Regions from separate parts of the Homo sapiens genome. Here regions 1 and 2 are each linked to region 3. A link is an interaction called in ENCODE POLR2A ChIA-PET data of the cell type or tissue named here. Cell type or tissue: MCF 10A. All regions are shown on one strand.

Evidence for each region. Peaks named below come from ENCODE experiments on the same cell type or tissue, not always from the same donor. Only the 100,000 strongest peaks of a DNase experiment are listed, where the experiment ranks them.
Region 1: POLR2A ChIA-PET joins it to region 3 with 6 read pairs; 20 of 35 experiments call an interaction of 5 or more read pairs at or near these places.
Region 2: POLR2A ChIA-PET joins it to region 3 with 5 read pairs; 3 of 35 experiments call an interaction of 5 or more read pairs at or near these places.

What each region holds. Positions count from the first base shown.
Region 1 is chr13:51,443,423-51,447,422 of GRCh38, reverse strand. All of the region lies in intron 3 of INTS6 (integrator complex subunit 6), which reads left to right. Among named protein-coding and RNA genes, the nearest start is that of INTS6, 7.6 kb to the left of the region's middle. In MCF 10A, a CTCF peak has its summit at 2,326 (motif pointing left); no DNase peak of the experiment used is centred here.
Region 2 is chr13:51,633,284-51,637,283 of GRCh38, reverse strand. All of the region lies in intron 1 of WDFY2 (WD repeat and FYVE domain containing 2), which reads right to left. Among named protein-coding and RNA genes, the nearest start is that of WDFY2, 51 kb to the right of the region's middle. In MCF 10A, no CTCF peak of the experiment used is centred here; a DNase peak (open chromatin) is centred at 1,973.
Region 3 is chr13:51,555,737-51,559,736 of GRCh38, reverse strand. No RefSeq gene overlaps it. Among named protein-coding and RNA genes, the nearest start is that of MIR4703, 5.1 kb to the right of the region's middle. In MCF 10A, no CTCF peak of the experiment used is centred here; a DNase peak (open chromatin) is centred at 1,626.

The sequences.
Region 1 (4,000 bases), 110 kb after region 3:
AACCAATTTTATTTTTGAGCATAAAGGTCTATTTTGTAAACTTAGGAGATAATACAGTTATAGTTCTAATACTACTTTTTTTTCCCTTTACCTAAATAGTACCCATTTAATAGGTAGTGTGAAATACAGGCTTCTTTTTGAAGGCTGGCAGGTGAAGTAGTGAGAACTCCATTTCCATTTGGGTGCTTGGTTTCTCTTAGATTATCAACAAATGTATGAATAAGAGTTTGATATTTATTAAGCTATAGACATCTTTTCAAATGAAAGTAAGTTAATTACTATACCTGAAATACTGCTGTGTTGAATATAAACTGGAAACACAATGATGAATAGTATTTTGTAAATTTTTTAATTCCTTTAATTAAAATTTTTTTTTAAATTGTGGTAAGAAACACCTAACAAAATTTACCATCTTAACCATCTTTAAGTGTGCAGTTCAGTAGTGTTAAGTATATTCATATTGCTGTGCAACCAATATCCAGAACTTTTTTATCTTGCAAAATTGAAACTCTATATCAAGTAACTCCCAGTCCCTGGAAACCTCTATTCTACTTTCTGTTTTTATGAATTTGTCTACTCTGGATATCACAGTTAAGTGAAATCATACAGTATTTGCCTTTTTAGATGGGCTCATTTCACTTAGCATAATGTTCTCAACATTCATTTATATTTTAGCATGTCAGGATTTTTTCATCCTTTTTAAGGCTGAATAATACTCTATTGTATGTACCACATTTTGCTTATCCACATATCCATTGATAGTCACTTGGGTTGCTTCCACTTCTTGGCTGTTGTGAATAATGCTGCAATGAACATGGTTGTGTAAGTAACTTTTTGAGATCCTGCTTCCAGTTCTTTTGGATATATACCCTGAAATGAAATGACAGGATCATATTGTAATTCCATTTTAAATTTTTTGAGGAAGTACCATACTGTTTTTCATAGCAGTTGTACCATTTTACGTTCCTACCAACAGTGCACGAGGGTTACACTTTCTTTATATCTTCACTAACACAATTTTCTGTTTTACTTTGACATTAGCCATCCTATTGGGTGTGAGGTCGTATCTCATTGTGGTTTTTATTTACATTTTCCTAATAATTATTTATGTTAAGCATCAACATACGCTTGTTGGCCATTTGTACACTGTCTTTCGAGAAATGTTCATTCAAGTCCTTTGCCCGTTTTAAAATTGTTTTTTGTTGTTGAGCTTTAGGATTTCTTTATATTTTCTGGATATTAATCCCTTATCAGATAAATGATTTGCAAATATTTTCTCCCATTATGTAGTTTGCTTTTATACTCTGTTGTTTCTTCAGTGCACAAAATTTTTATTTTTGTATGGTCCAGTTACATATTTTTACTTTTATTGCCTGTGCCTTTGGTGTCATCCACAAAATCATTGCTAAATCCAATGTCACTGAAGCTTTTCTCCTGTGTTTTAAGAGTTTTATAGCTTTAGATCTTCTGTTTAGATCTTTAATCTATTTTGAATTAATTTTTGTATATGGTATAAGGTAAGGGTCCAACTTCATTCTTTTGCATGTGGATATCCAGTTTTTCCACCACCATGTTGAAGAGACTTGCCCTTTCCCATTTGAATGGTCTCTGCAAATCCCTGAACTTTTGAGCCTCAATAATTTTTGTTGGTGGAGAGGGCACTCTCCTGTCAAACTTGCTTAAATGTTTTTTCCCCATCTTTATTGTGTAAAAGAAGAGCAGTGGCTAGAAATGTGAGAATTGGAATCCCAATCTTGGCCTCGCCATTGAATTATTATGTAACATTGAGCATTCACATTACTATTTTGAGCCTCTGCTACTTCTTATTCCAAGTTGGCAATAATGAAGCCATTGTACCTTTAATATAGAATTGTTGAGAGGTTTAAATGGGATGATATATTTAAAATGTACCTTATTAGGATGTCTCACTAGACAAAAGCATCCTTTTCCTCCAAAAGATTAGTATGTTTACCTCTAGTTTTCTATTTTTTTCAGCTTTAATTTTGAAATTAAAATTATAAAAATCTTCAAAGCTGATTATTACATGCTTTAAACATCTATTAGTATCACGAAGTATATGTTTTTCTTTGGGCTTTGTATTGTATCCCAGAAAAGCAGGTGTGAAAGAAAATTAATATAACTTGGCCAAAGTTGTCTCAGTGGCATTTAATAAGCATAGGATGATGTTTTTAAAGAAGTGTTAAAACAATTTAAATAATTTAGCAGATAAGTCAGAAAGTCATTCTTTTGCAAGAATACTTATGTGAAAAAAGCACATGCCTTAGGATTCTTTCAAATAGGGAGCTCCCCCTAGTGCGTTTTAGATGAGATTTACACAAGTTTGATTTGCAGGGAACCTTTTAGGAGCACATATGTTGGGTAAATCAAGGGATAGTTTAATAAGATTTAACTGAGCTCAAAGTAGTACAAAATGGATATGATTTATTTCCTATAGAGCATTAATTTAATGGTGGTATAATTTAAATGAGAAGGAATATCCCCAAACCCAGATTTTATTTTCTTTTAAAACATTTGCAAAATATTTCTTCAGAATTTTATACTCTAAAACTGTTTTCTAAAAGAAAAAATTCTCCAGTCATGATCTGAAAAAAAAAAAAAAAAGAAAAATGAAAAACACTATCCTAAGGATGTTATTGCATTCTTTTTTTTTTTGGGATAGAGTTTCACTCTTGTTGCCCAGGCTGGAGTGCAATGGCGTGATCTTGGCTCACTGCAACCTCTGCCTCCCGGGTTCAAGCCATTCTCCTGCTTCAGCCTCCTGAGTAGCTGGGATTACAGGCTCCCGCCACCACCCTCGGCTAATTTTTGTATTTTTGGTAGAGACGGGGTTTCGCCATGTTGGCCAGGCTGGTCTGAAACTCCTGACCTCAGGTGATCCGCCCACCTCGGCCTCCCAAAGTGCTGGGATTTACAGGCGTGAGCCACCGCCCCTGGCCATTATTGCATTCTTAATTAGAAATTGTTCAAAACAAATCTTAAATACAAAAGTCAAAAATAGGCCGGGTGCCATGGCTCACACCTGTAATCCCAACACTTTGGGAGGCTAAAGCAGGTGGATCACTTGAGGTCAGGAGTTTGAGACCAGCCTAGACAATGTGGTGAAACCCCATCTCTACTAAAAAAAAAAAAAAAAAAAAAAAAAAAAAAAATTAGCTGGGGGGTGGTGGCATGTGCCTGTAGTCCTAGCTACTCAGGACTCCTGGAGTCCTGGTTGGAGGATTGCTTGAACCCCGGAGGTGGAGGTTGCAGTGAGCTGAGATGGTGCCACTGCACTCCAACTTGGGCAATAGGCTGTCTCAAAAAAACAAAACAAAACAAAAACAAACAAAAAACCAAATAATATATTCTACTTTAAAGAGCATTTTACTTTCTTTCGATATAGGAGAATATCGATAATTATGTATTATATACAGCTGGAAATTAAAAGATCAGGAACAAATCTAATATTTGACATCATTGGACTTATTTGTGTATTTTGAATTAAGGTCATTTGTGGTCAAAATTAGTTAAAAGGATTGTTTATTTAGTCATGTTCATGTCATAGATTTCTACAAAGAGATTATATAGTATTTTATAGCTTGAAATGTTTCTCAAATATATAAAATGATTTTTGGCCATAATAACCTTGACTCAGATTTATACTCTACAATTAAATTAGTCTTGGTGGACTTTTCTTGTTTTTTGGGGCTTTTTAATTTTAAAAATGTTTAGATACAAAGTCTCTCTGTGTTACCCAGGCTGGTCTTGAACTCCTGGGCTCAAGCAGTCTTTCCACCACGCCTTCGGAGTAGCTGGGACTGCAGGCTCTTGCCATTGTACTCAGCTTAAAAAAGTAATTTCCTTATATAAACTTTATTTTTGTTTAGTCTTACTATTAGTCTATAAAAGTTTACCATGGTTGCCAGACTTTAAACAAAATACTAAATTTTTAAAAAATTTTGTTTTGGTTTGTATTTTCTGATCTCTAACATTTTTATTG
Region 2 (4,000 bases), 78 kb before region 3:
ATTGCATTGCCCCATCCCCTTTTTTAAAAATTTCACTGCACACTGGTAAAACCTTTTGCATGAACTTGCTCAATGAAATCCCTGCCCTAACTCATCATACCTCTATGTCCCTGCACATGCTGGCCTCCTGCTTAGGCAACTGTTCCTCCTCCATCCCCAGTTTTCACCTGCAAAACTAACACACCTTATAGTGCCAGGCAGTCCTTTTCAAATTTTAATGTGCATAAGAATAACCTAGGGATCTTGTTAAAATGCAGATTCTAGTCACAAATATTTTGTCTGGTGTTTCTTCTAGAAGTTTTATAATTTGAGGTTTTACATTTAAGTCTATGATCTGCTTTGTATTCATTTTTGCATGTGGTATGAGGTATGGATCGAAGATCATTTTTTCACATGTGTGTACCCAATTGTTCCAGCACCATTTGTTGAAAAGCCTGTTCTTTCTCCACGGAGTTGCCGTTGCCCTTTGGTCAAAAATAAAGTGACCATATAAACGTGGGTCCCTTTCTGGACTCTATCCTGTTCCACTGACCTATTTGTCTAGGCCAAGTGATCTCACTCACATGTATCTAGATGGATCATGATCCAAAGACAAAGAGCATTCTGTCAGATGACAGAGGACCTGGAATATCCCAGACCTCTTGAACGTTTGCCTTGTTTTCTTTCCCCTGCTGTACTGTATCCTGTCTTTATTAAAGCCTTAGGTAAATATACTTTGTGGAGTCTCATGAGTACTTTCCATACCTGACCCCGGGTAATTGCTGTGGTATTTTGCTTTCCGTCATTAAAAAGACCTTTCTTATCACGAAGCCCAAGGACTGGCTGTTCTCCATCATGCCTCAATGGGTCAAGGTTAATTCCCTCTTTGCCTCTCTGCTAGAACTGGCACTTCCCAGGTTAACTGAGGGCTGATCATAGCCTATAGGCCTGTTTTGATAATAACCAGTTAACCATGACCAAGGTAACTAAGATCATTGTAAAATGAGGAATTTTTTAGTCTGAAGCGTGTTTACAAATCAGAGTGTGTGTGCCAGTGTGTGAACTGCAAATATGCATGTATAAATGTGTGTTACAGAGGTAGCTGAAGCTAACAGACTCATTGACCTGAAAATGAACAAAACTCAGCAAAAACCAAAATCTTTCAAGAAATATCACCAATTACCTAATGGACGATTGTTGGGGTTCCTGATATATGTAAGGGAAGACAAAATTGTGCACCCAGCATGTTGAAAAAAAAGATGATGAAACTTCCGGTGGGCATTCCTTCCATTAAGAGAGTCAAGCCAGGTTAAAGTGTATGTAGGTGCTTCCATATCTGAGAAGGGAATTACACTTTGGTACTGCCCAGATATAGGGACACCAGAAGAGAAATGGGGAATGAGGGTATGGTTACAGTAAAGCTGCCAGTTTTCCTTCCATTAGTTGAAAAAATTAAATAATAGTAGCAGAAGGACTAATAACATATTGAGCATTCATTATTTTCAGACACATTGTGTTTTATTTGCTTTGTATCATTTAATCCTTACAAAAGTACTACGAGTAAGAGAGATCCTGTTTTCACTTCCCCTTTAGAAGTGAGAAACTGTAGTGTGGAGACCCTCACCTGTCTGTAGTTCCCAAGCCATGGGGAAGAAGAACCAGGAGTTCCTCCCGGGAGTTTGACTCGAAAGCCTAAGCCTTACCATGAGACTATTTCTGAAGCTGTCTGAATGCTCAGAGAGAGGAAGAAATCAGACATGGAGGACAAAAGGTGAAATGCAGGAAGTTTGGTGAAAAGTTTTCACTATTTAGAAAACAGAAGACAGGAAGCCGAAAAAAATGGCTTATAGGCATTTAGAGCACCTTGCACAGTGCATTAGCTAGATCTGGATTTGATCACGTCTAATTTATGCCTCAAGGTACAGAGACAAAATACATGCTGTTCTGTGAAATTCTCTCAATTACGCAAAGCTGCTGTTCTTCACAGCCTGGCATGAAAAATGATGATCACGTCATAATTTCTCTCTCAACTCTTGCCATTTAAAAGGTTTAGGACTTCCTGCCGGGGGTGCAGTAGCTCACGCTGTAATCCCAGGACTTTGGGAGGCCGAGATGGGCAGATCACTGAAGGTCGGGAGCTCAAGACCAGCCTCGCCAACATGGTGAAACCCTGTCTCTACTAAAAATACAAAAAAAAAATTAGCCAGGCGTGGTGGCAGGCACCTGTAATCCCAGCTACTCGGGAGGCTGAGGCAGGAGAATTGCTTGAACCTGGGAGGCAGAGGTTGCAGTGAGCCAAGGTGGTGCCACTGCACTCCAGCCTGGGCAACAGAGAGAGACTCCATCTCAAAAAAATAAAACTAAAAAATTAAAAAATAAGTAAATAAATGTTTAGGGCTTCCTTATGGGGGGACTCTGCATTCTTCCCTTCCCTCTACTCCAACTCTGACCTATGGATAAATCCACTTAACCCAACCATGATGCACCCTATTGTTTTGATCAATAAACAAATGTCTTCACAAAAAAGTCCTCCTTGCTCTACTATAGTTCTTTCCTGGTACTGAATATATGGGGAAAAAAAAAACAAAACAAAAAAAACAGCCTTTTCCAATCTTATAGACATGCACCACCACACCTGGCTAATTTTTGCATTTTTTAGTAGAGACGGGGTTTTGCCATGTTGGTCAGGCTGGTCTCAAACTCCTGACCTCAGGTGATCCACCTACCCTGGCCTCCCAAGGTGCTGGGATTACAGGCGTGAGCCATTGCACCTGGCTGCCTTTTCCAATCTTAGTGCTAACAAGTATTATAAATTTACAAAAGCTTAATTGACTCTTACCTGGATTCATGATATATTTTTAAATCTTTGTGTATTAAAAGGCTAAAGTACTACTTTTCCTTAGGTTTGGTAAATATATATTGAGTATTTATCATGAATCAGGTCTAGTACTAGGAATACAAAGAGGGTAAAAATGGGTTCCTGGCCCTCACAGAACTCACAGAGTAAGATTTTCATCCACTACTTCTGAAAAAAAAAAAACACTTCTAGGGCTTTGCAAGACTACACTATCAGTTCTTGGTTGTTAAAGCCCTGTAATAATTCAAATAACTCTCATAAAGCCAAGCTCAGTTTTAATGACCTGAGAATTATTTAATCTTTACAATGGTCCTCTAAATTGGGATTATCCTCATGTCCATTTTGGAGCTGATGAACTGAGGCAAAAAGAAGTTAAGTAATTTAGGTAAGTAATTAATTTAACCTCTTAGAAATTAATCAAAGGAGCCAGAATTCAAACCCAGGCAACCTGTCTCCAAACATCATGCTCTTAACAACGATTCTCTCCTGTCACTGAAGAAAGACTAAAATAGTGTGGCACTGCACCAGATTAAACAGAATGACCAATGGGAAAGAACTGAAAGCTCAGAAACAGACCAAAGTATATATACTAACTAGCATATTAAAAATTTATTAAAAATCATAGGGGGACAAATGAATTACACAATAAAAGGTGCTGCCCTATTTATTTATTTGGTTCTAAAAACTTCAGGTGGTTTAAAGAATTACCTGTGATGGTCTAGAATCAAGATGATGCATGTGACTCCCTCCCCTCATCACTTCTTGCTAAAATGATCCAACTAATTCAGGAGAAAAAAAGTCTCCACCACTGACTGGCTACTTCATAAGTGACCCATCCACAAAAGTGACCCCTTGAGAAGAGCTAACAGGAATAATTTAGCAAACAGCAGAGTGAGCGGAGAGGCCAATTAGCAGCCAGTTCCCAGAACACCCACAACAAAACTGCTGCCATTCATCAATTATTTAGATCCAGATACCCTACTAAGTGCCTTAAGCCGTTAACAAATTTCAATATTATTATACACACGAGTAAACTGGGGCTCAGAAGTTGAACAAGATGACCAATGTTATACAGTTCTCAAGTAGCACAACCAAGATTGGAACACAAAGGCGATCAGACTCAAGTTTAAACTCTTAATCACTCCACTACACATGGGGTGGCCA
Region 3 (4,000 bases):
GACAGAGTCTGTTGCCAGGCTGGAGGACGGTGGCACGATCTTGGCTTTGTGCAACCTCTGCCTCCTGGGTTCAAGCAATTCCCTGCCTCAGCCTCCCGAGTAGCTGGGACTACAGGTGTGCGCCACCATGCCCAGCTAATTTCTGTATTCTTAGTAGAGACGGGGTTTCACCATGTTGGCCAGAATGGTCTTGATCTCCTGACCTCATGATCCACCCGCCTCTGCCTCCCAAAGTGCTGGGATTACAGGCGTGAGCCACTGCGCCCAGCCTAATTATTTTATTCTGCAGTACATGTCCCTGCCCTCTTCCTGGAATGCTCTTCCCCACTGTCTAGATAACTCTTATTCTTCCCTCAACCCCAGCTCAAGCATCTCATCCTCTGTAAAGCGTTTTGGGATCTCATCCAAATACAATAGATCACACCCTTCCATGTGCCATTCTTATACCCAGTACAGAATTAATTTGTTGTTTTTTCCCATTGTTCATCAATTATTTGTTTAATGGATTTGTCTTCCCAGATAGAAGCTTAACTCCTTGAGGGCAGAAACTCTTATTTCTCTTTACTTTTGGCACCTATGAAATGCCCAGAGCACATGTGAATATCCTTTGGATAAATTCGGGTTTTCTGAATTCTGACTCATAATTTAAATATTGATCACCAAGTTGTGTGCTTTGTGTGTAGGTGTGACCTTATCTGACATCATAAACCCGAAAAAGAGACAGGTCCTCAGAAGAAGTATCTGGAGACAGGGGCACAGGCAGATGGAAGGTGAAGTGGCTTGTGTCTCTGTCTCTGGTCTTGGCTCTCTTGGTCTGGATTTGGAGGAATCTAAAAGTCTTTGAGGGTGCAGGGCATTACTAGTTGCTAAAGATGACCTCTGCCCTTTGAAGGTAGGAACCAGGCAAGAAGCTTCTCAATAGGAACCTCAAGCTGGTAACCCGGCCAGCCAGATGACCTAATTGCATGTTACGCTCCATGCTTAGGATCCCTTTATCATTCCTAATCAGAAGGAAGGGAGCAAGGATGCCCAAATACTATTTCCTTTCCCCTCACAGTTCTGAGAAAAACATACCACTTTAACCGTTCCTCAACTTACACTATCATACAGTTAAACATTTACAAAAGACGAAATAAAACTATCATCATTAGCAATAATTTTTAAATATGCTTATTCTTGGTAGGGCACAGTACATGTGGCAAAGAAACATAGAAAGCAATTGGGCAACTTCAGGGAAGCTAATAATGAATTAGCAAATGAGAAGTGCTCAGCAAAGAATAACACTGATGAGCATAATGCACATATTCTGGAAGGTCCTGGGATTACAAGATGAGAAGACACACACTGTGTTAGATGCTAGTATCTGTCGTTAAAGTCACAAAGGCAGCAGAAGACAGGTTCCATGCCCTCAGCGAAGTCACATATAAATGTAATGACTAGAGACTATTAATAAGTACAAGATAGTATAGTATGAATTATACATTTGTGATGGCACAGCAGCATTATTTGACTGATTACGGAGGGAGTGATCAGTGTGGAATGATATTAGTCAGGGCAGGCTCTTGAAGGGGTGAGTCACAAGTTTTTTGAACAAGAGGCTGACACAATGTAGTTAGTACTCGAAAAATATTATCTTAGCAATTGAGTAGAGGACGAACTGAGATGAGGGAACACAAAGCAGGAAGACCAGGGAGGAGGCAGTAATGCAAACGAGGTGCGGGGAGCCTGGACTCGTGTGTGGGCTGTGAAATAAAGCTGGAATGGTTTAGAGCAGGCAATGCAGCTGATTGCATAACAGTGTGGGCTTTTCAGATAAACTGACTTGGGCTTCAATCCTGGCTCGACTACTGACTAACTGTGTTACTTGGGTAATTGGGTAACCAACCTACCTGCTCTAAGTCTATCCCATCATCCACAAAATGCAGGAAATAATAGTACGATAGTAGAAGTTTGTCATTTTTGCTGTCCGGTATCTGAAAATTCTTCCTGACTTGAGTGAATTTCAATGTAAGTGGGAAGCCACAAAGGGGAAACTTTCTCTGCCTCCCTCTGGCAGCTAGGGCATAGACACATGCTCTGAGCAGGGCCAGTTAGTGCACACACATCTCTCTGTACTTAGGGGTAGTGATGCAAAGGCACTGTGGTCAGTTTGAGATTTTCAAGGCTGCTGTGGTTGGCATGAGAGTTCAGACGCATGGCAGAACATGTCCTGGGAAATTGTTGCAGAGGTAGAACCTTAACTCTGTGCTCCACTTCTTCCCTTGGCTCCCAGTGCTTCACCTTCCTATGTATGCTGTGGGTTGCCTGATATACTTCCAGTAAGTTCCTTTTCTGCTTGAGTTACCTGCTGCTTGCCACCAAGAACCTTGACTGGAATACAACCTCACTGTGTTGCTTTGGGGATTGAATAAGATGGCTCATATAAAGCGCTTAGCCCTGTACCTGCCATGGTTACTAAATGGTGGAGCTAAGAAAAAAGAAAGAGCTTGTGACAGAAGAGTCACAGACTCTGAGAACTAATTAGATGTGAAAGAAGAATACAAAAGAAGAATGGAAAAGGTAACACCAAGTCCGCAAACCTGCCTTCCGTATTATGGTTCTGCCTTTAACAAGAATATGGAAGCTGACAGAAGGACGCCTGCTTGAAAAGAGGCTAGAGAGCAATGGCAAAGGAATCCATCTCTCAGCGCATTGATTGAGAACATAGTGATTTGCCGACATGACAAAGCCTAAACTTGTTAGCCAGGCCCTTGAGGTACTTCATAACCCTGTCCCAACCTGCCTGTCCAGCCTCAGTTCTTACCACTCCCTGAAAGGCACCTGATGCTGGAGTCAGAGCCAGCTGCACGGTGTCCCGTGAACACACTGTGTTATTTTGAGCTGTGTTGTTTTAGCACACTGGATTCTCTTTGCTTGGAATGTCCCAATCATCCTCCCTCAACTTCGACTCCCCATTTAAGACTCGGTTTACATATTTTCTCCTCAATGAAGCCCTTCCTCACTCCTTCCAAGTAGAGCTACTCCCTCCCTCTTCGGGGTTCCCACAGAATTCTCTTCACGCCTCTCTGAGAGGTCACATTTTATTCTAATTTTCTCTTTGTATCTTTCTTTATACGGTCCCAGACACTAAGGACAATGGTTTAGTCGTCCTTGTGTTGCCAATGCCTAACATCACCTGGCACAGAGACAATACTTCACAGGCTCCTTGTCAAACACCCAGAATATTTATTTCTGTATTTAGTTAGAGATAAAAGGGTATGACTATAAGATAATGAATCTGATTCAACAATTCACACACAAAAGTCAGTCTTGGTTTTTATTTGTTAATGTGTCAAGCAATAATTAGTGTCCATTCCACTACCCAGCTCCTAAAGGGCAGAGTTTGGTTTTAACTCAGTACCAACAGGATTTTGCACCAATAGGTGCAGTAAAGTATTTTAAATCCTTTTTAAGGTGCCGCTTTGATGTAACCAAAGCAGCTTTGCTAGGATGCTGAAGAGACCCTGGCTGGGGAGGCTGCTATGAGGGGCCAAGTCAGCAACCTTGGTTAGGTTTCTCTGTAAATCTCTCTCCAGCTCTCATCCCCATGACTCAACCAAGTCACCTTTCCCAAACAGAAACTCCTAATGAAAAGAAATATTTCCTTCATATTTTCCCAAGTTAGCCTTAAGCACAAGGTTCTAGAGGAACATAGCCATTAGGACAAAATTTAGTAATTTTATTTTCCATTGACCTCAGAAATTATTCTTTTTTATTTTACCAAATGGATTTTAGATATTTTTTTCATTCATTTTGAATAAATAATACAGTCCTATGATTAAAAAATTCAGAAGTGTACAACGTCAACTCTCTCAACCATTCTCTCCTGGCCATCCAGATTCTCTACCCATGGGCAACAACACTGTGACTTACTGCTGCATTCTTCCAGAGACATTTTATGCATATTAGGAAATTTTTTTTCTTTTACATAAAACATAAAGGAACACATAGTTCTGCACTT